Regions from separate parts of the Homo sapiens genome. Here region 1 is linked to region 2. The links are chromatin loops, found by intact Hi-C in ENCODE. Cell type or tissue: endothelial cell of umbilical vein. All regions are shown on one strand. Links, peaks and the distances in the headings refer to the core of each region. The heading gives the core; the rest is flanking DNA.

Region 1 (2,916 bases), core at 293-2,792, 370 kb after region 2:
CAAACGTTAAGAGAGACACAGAAACAGACTTGTAAAAAGGTGAATGGGCACCAAGATTTTATCCTGAATGTGCTGGTCCCGGTGACTTTAAGATTCGAAATTGAGGTAAATGCAGGGAGAAATTGGCTGGCCTAGGATCCGGAGACCTGAGTTCCAGCCCCAGCTCTATCCCAAACTAGCTATGGGATGTTAGGCAAGTCACTTCACTTCCTCATCATTCATGTTAAAGGTCTTCTCATATATAAAATGAAGGTATGATTTCAAAATTTGCTTTCAGCTCTCATGTTCATTTGACTCTGATCCTAGACAGGCTTTAAAACATTTCTTATTTGGGGGTGTGGATGATAGAACCTCACGTAGATGTTCTATCTGATCCTGTGTGGCTCTTCTCCCATAATCTCAGGGCTACATTTTGTACTGTGGAGTGACCCTCAAGGCCAGGTGAAGGCAGGGGCTCTCAGCAGGTGCTTGGTGAGTTTCTCCGAGCTGGTTGTTTTTATTGCCAAGTGACACTAGAACTGTGCTAATCCCTTTCCGTTAATGCAAACTAAGAATAGGGCCTGACGCCACTCTGGGGTCTTAGATTCTTTTCCGAAATTTGGTCTCATTTAAAACCCAAAACACTCTTTGGCTCCAAGCGTCTTTCCCGTGGCCTTTAAAAAAATCCTGTTTAATTGAAAGGAAATTGAATTTGTCTGGTTTTGATTCATTTACACTTAACTCTTCTAAAAACAATAATTTGATGTCCAAGGAGAATTTTGAGTCTCTTAATGGGTTTTCTGGAAGGCTTTGTTTCTTCTTGTTAAAACAGGAAGTGGTGTTCTATGGGCAAACACAGTCAACCCCAGAAGGCCCCAATTCAGTTTGAAACTGTATCACCCACCATTTTGCATGGGTCCTCATGACCCCAAGCTAAGGCCTTTCTTTCCCTAGTACTCACCTAAGAGAAAGAGATGCTCATCTTTCATCAGAGGGGGAATAAAAATGAGGAAGAACAATCATAGTTATAAAGAGAATAAGTTATCTATCCAGCTCAAGGTGACAATATCTATTCAAACCTTTAAGACATGCACTTGATCCCTGTAACAACCCTGTGATGTATGTAATATTTCCATTTTGAAGAGATTGGGTAAGTTACTCATGGTCATACAGGTAGAAAATAGAAAAGCAATTATTGGAACCTAATCCTGCTTACTTCCAAATTCCATAAAGCTTAGCCACTGTGATACATCACCAGATTGATACATACATCTCCATATAGTTTAGGCTACGAGCCCATCTATGGGGACCATGTAGGTTTTGTTACTATTTGTTTTATCTCTTTGTCTAAGTGACCACTATCCACAGTCTGCACCGGTCAGATTCATGAAACTGCTCAATTCTTCACAACTCTTTATTCAAGAAGGCCTATTTCCCAGGTAAGAAAGCCTGCCTGGCTTTGTTAGCAGGTGCACTGGTGTGAAACTGACAGGTTCTCTTTTTACATAATGATCCAATGAGTTGATTTTTAAATGTTTTATAGCTCAATAGAGAACGGCATATTCTTTGACCTGCCAAGGCTTCCTCCTCTACCCTTGTACCTTCGTTCTTTCTTCCTTTCCTCCTCGAAATCTTGCTCTCTTCTTCATTCTATTCCACTCATATACACACAAAACTATACACAATTTTTTTTAAAAAACATAACAGATTCAGGAGGTTATATAAAACACAAAGAAGGGAATGTTTTGCGAGGTTAAAAGGAAATCATTGAGTAGGGCTGACTTCAGGCTCCAGTTTCTCTTGAATAGCCTTTCTTGTTATTTCAAGGCTGATTGACTTATAACTGCATCCAAAGCTGCCTCACACCAGTTCCTTTTATCAGACCAAGTGAGACTTCCTGTGGACTGGCCCAGCTTCCTGATATATTTCCTTTTTCCTTTGGCAGAACAAAGAAAACCATAGCTCCAAGGATCCTTGGGAGCAAACACAATTTAGCCCTGAAGAACCTATTATTTTAAATTTTTCATTCTCAATGCGTAGGGCCAAGCGCCTGCCTTTGCTTTTTTTTTCCCCACAGCATTCTGTGTAATGTCCCGATGAACCCTATGTGCAATTACCAGGGGTCGATGAGCTACTTGAATTCATCCTAGTTGTAGTTTGATTTTATTCAAAGTAGGAAAATTAAGCCATTTTCAGTGCACAAGCACCCCCACCTCATACACGCATACACCTTCAAGAGGGACGTGGAACACCTCTCTACATAGGGTTTAACCTTTTGTTACCTGAGCTCAACACAACAGGTGTGCAAGGAAACCCTCTTGTCTAGAGATTTCAACCTATCTGTTTTTGCAGTTCTGACTCTAGAAACATGCGTATAGGAGAAGAAGCTTCAAGGTGTATCCAAAGGATCATCAAAGTCAGTTGAAGAAGAAATTCCAGAAATTGAGTTGAGATCGCTGCTTTTCTCTTTTGCCTGGAGTGTCTCCCACATCACTCCATACAACGTGGCCTCACTATTCACTCTACACATTACTACTGAAAGACCTTTAGGCATGACCCAGGGTAACAAGGGAGCACTGTTAAGAAAGTTGCTTGTTTCTCTGTCATATCTCCCAAAGTACCTATCACACATTGCCAACTTAGGATAGCCCCCTCCCCAGTAGTCTCAAAAAGAAAGAGGCCATTGACGGAGAGACAACTGAGGCTTCAAGATGTAGTGTGTCAAAAGATGGGAACCAGGCAAGAGCCCCTGGAAGCAGAACTCAAGTATTCATGCCCCCAAACACCACGCTCTACAATGAGGGTGTTTTCTGGAGCAAAGATATCAAGGCTCATTTAACCCACAGGGACTCCTGCTTCTTTGTTCATTGGTCCTATTTTCTGACCATTGTCATAATATTTCTGGGTGATTGAAGAGGGCACTTTCCATAGGAACCA
Region 2 (2,916 bases), core at 265-2,764:
TCAGACCCCTGCAATACACATGCACCCCAGATCCCAGCTTCCAGCTGGCTCCTTACAGAGACTGCATATAAAACAGAGGCACTTAGAGAGCATTCGTTCTCCTGCTCACTCACTCAATACCTACTAAGGGCCAATTCCATGGGAGAAACTATGCTCAGCACCAAGGAAACCATATCAGTAGGAGAGGCTCAGGGCCTGCCTTTGTAAAGCTTACATTTTAGAGAAAGAAATGACTGTTATGTAATTGATTACCTAATTAGATTTTTAATCATGTTTATGATGAAGCACTCTAAAACAGAATAATAATTGATACAAGGAACATTCAATCTGGGGAGTTCATAATTTCTGCAAAAGGTATATTTTATGTCACAAATATCTTTGTACATGGAAATCACCCTGTAACTTAGAAACACCTGGTATGCTTTAACATGAAGAAATGGAGCACATGCCAGCTCCTCTAACTCAGTCTGTGTGTCAGGGTAAAATATATATTTCCAGTGCTGGGCAAAGATGGAAAAGAAAAATAAGTTGACCTAAAATCTTTCTGTTTCTGTAAGTTTAGCGTCTCATAGATCCTCAGTGACCAACCCCATGTGGTGAGGAAAAATGAAGCCTAAAGAATTTCAGTCGTCTATCTTTTGCATAGCTAATCGTAGAAAGAACTAGGAACTGTCCCACAAAAAAAAAAACAAAATAATAATCTAGGTCCTTCAGGCAGCTTTGCAAATAGCCACTTACTCACCTGCTTAACCAGCAAGTAATAATTCATGCTGGACAAGTGACGAAGAATCCCACTTTGGTTTATTGCCTTTCCCATAGCTCTTCAAATGTTTGATCTCATTTGCAAGGTTATATTCTGAATACAAAAATGCATCTCTCCCCACGGCCAGTGAAGGGCGGCATACTAATCTTCCATTCCCATCCACACACCAAGTGAATCTGGGGAGACTAAACCAAAGTTCAGCTCTGGGGCATTGTTTGTTTCCCTGCAGATCCTCTTTCCCTTCCTTTGGTGCCTATTTGCTTACCAGGGTGAACACAAGGCAGAAAATGCAGCCCTGAGCCCACTGTCACCACCGGTGAGGAATGGTGTCCTCTGAACACTCAACTAGCTTCCACCAGCTTCCGGTAAGTGAAGCAAAACAGAGACCTTTGACATGTAGAGACCAGGGAGAGGTTCTTGAAGGAACAATGGGACATACTGTGGACTGTTTACAGACCCTGCTACCCTCTGTTGTGGCTACTGAGTCACCGGCAATTTGTATAGTTTGATTCACAACCCCCAGGCCCCCCTGGACCGCCAGCGCCAGTATCTGCTTCTGCTCCATTATTGTCACTGATGGACTCATCCTGGCCTTCCCCACCCCCCACACCCACTGCCGCCATCATCATTTCCCCTATTGTTTGCCGAGCCTGGCCCTGACCCCTGGGTATTTATAAAGGCCACTTCCCACTGCATCATTGTGTGCTCTGTGGCCCTCAGCTCCCCACATTTCCTGACAACGTGGGGGTGGCGGGGAAGGGCTTGTTAACAACCCGAGTCCAGCTCCCAACTTCCTCCATGTCCTGTTTACTGCACTCTGCAAGCATCTCCCTGGCCACTCCTCAAGCAGAGTCCGCAGGCTCTGACTTATCCCAATGTGGGCTGCAGTGAGGGAAATCCTATTTCAGCCTCGCAGTTTGCCTGCAGTAAAACAAGCCAAAGAGCAAAGGGCTTCTTGTGTAATGGAATGGGACTCAAAAGGTGTTTCTGTCTCTGGATTAAACCACTGGTGTTTTGAGTCCAAGCTGGAGATGTCGGACTTGGAGAGTTACACATGCAGCCTCTTTCCCTGTGTTTCTCAGTGTATGGAATTGCTGACAATTGCAGTCTCCACATTACCTCTTGGGTTCTCTGGAGCTTGGAGCCTGAAGGTATACACTGCCAGGGCTATCATACATTTAGACAAAAGTCCTGCCCTGTGGGCAAACGTGAGGGAAGGTAGACAGAAATACGGCATTTCTGTATTTTCTAGAATGTATTTTCTTTTTTCCTCCACCTTTTCCTTGCTTTCCATTAGAAGCGTCATCCGCTTTTGTGGAATGATGCATTACATTATACACATTGGTAAATGGAACGAAGAGTTGCTTTGTGCATCTGTGACTATAATCTTTCAACATTTGTTTTTTGTTTGTTTTCTGACTTAAGTTGATAAGGAGCTCCTTTCATTTTTCCAAACCAAGATGAAAGAAACAGGCTCACTCAGAGAGTTTAAAAACTCACTTAAGGTCATGAGCCAGTTGCAAAGCCCCTTCCCTATCTAAAAGCACTAGGGCTTATAGCTTTGGTCATTTGCTGTTTCTTCCCTTGGTGCTTTGCTGTGCCCGATCTGCCCATCCGTCCTTTCACCATTCATGTACTCTTCTGGGAGCGTGATGGGATTCCTGGGGTTACATCCACCAAAAGCACAAACTCTGTTTAGAAGGATTCATGGCTGAGCCCTTGAGACTCCCAGCTGTCAGAGAAGAACTTTCAAGGCTCAATCCACTGGGATGAGCTTCTCGTCAAATCAGGCGCTAGCCCAGGCCGGCTGTTGTGATGCGTGGTCTCTCCCACTGTGCAGCCTCTCAGCAACTGAGATTTCGGCTGCCCCATGTTGTTTATTATTGCAGTCAGAGCTCTGCCTAGGGTGGGAAACGAGCAAAAGGTGACTGGAGCCCCCATCGTACCCTCCAAGACTACTTTCATCCCTGGATTGTTTGGTTGGGCAAAACCACGATCTTTTCTCAGCATCCGGGTACCAATAGCCAGACACTCTTCTCCATACATTCATTTGGCCACTCTCTCTGTCCCTGATCATCCACACTTCCTTGGGCACACAGCTGAATATGGATGAGTGTTTGGCCTGAGCTGCCTCATCCTCCCGGTCCAATAGC

Evidence for each region. A loop is a pair of places that touch in the nucleus more often than their neighbours do. Peaks named below come from ENCODE experiments on the same cell type or tissue, not always from the same donor. Only the 100,000 strongest peaks of a DNase experiment are listed, where the experiment ranks them.
Region 1: a loop joins it to region 2, with 6 times the contacts of the local background. A loop is called at or near these places in 1 of 110 quality-filtered maps.

What each region holds. Positions count from the first base shown.
Region 1 is chr11:128,703,864-128,706,779 of GRCh38, forward strand. The region is part of intron 1 of FLI1 (Fli-1 proto-oncogene, ETS transcription factor); the gene reads left to right. Among named protein-coding and RNA genes, the nearest start is that of SENCR, 9.3 kb to the left of the region's middle. RefSeq lists a silencer at 855-944. In endothelial cell of umbilical vein, for the core only: no CTCF peak of the experiment used is centred there; a DNase peak (open chromatin) is centred at 1,848; H3K27ac peaks cover 2,500 bases.
Region 2 is chr11:128,333,332-128,336,247 of GRCh38, forward strand. LOC124902787 (a long non-coding RNA gene) reads right to left here and starts at 950. Exons shown (of 2, transcript XR_007062946.1): 1 at 743-950. In endothelial cell of umbilical vein, for the core only: no CTCF peak of the experiment used is centred there; a DNase peak (open chromatin) is centred at 1,450; H3K27ac peaks cover 2,500 bases.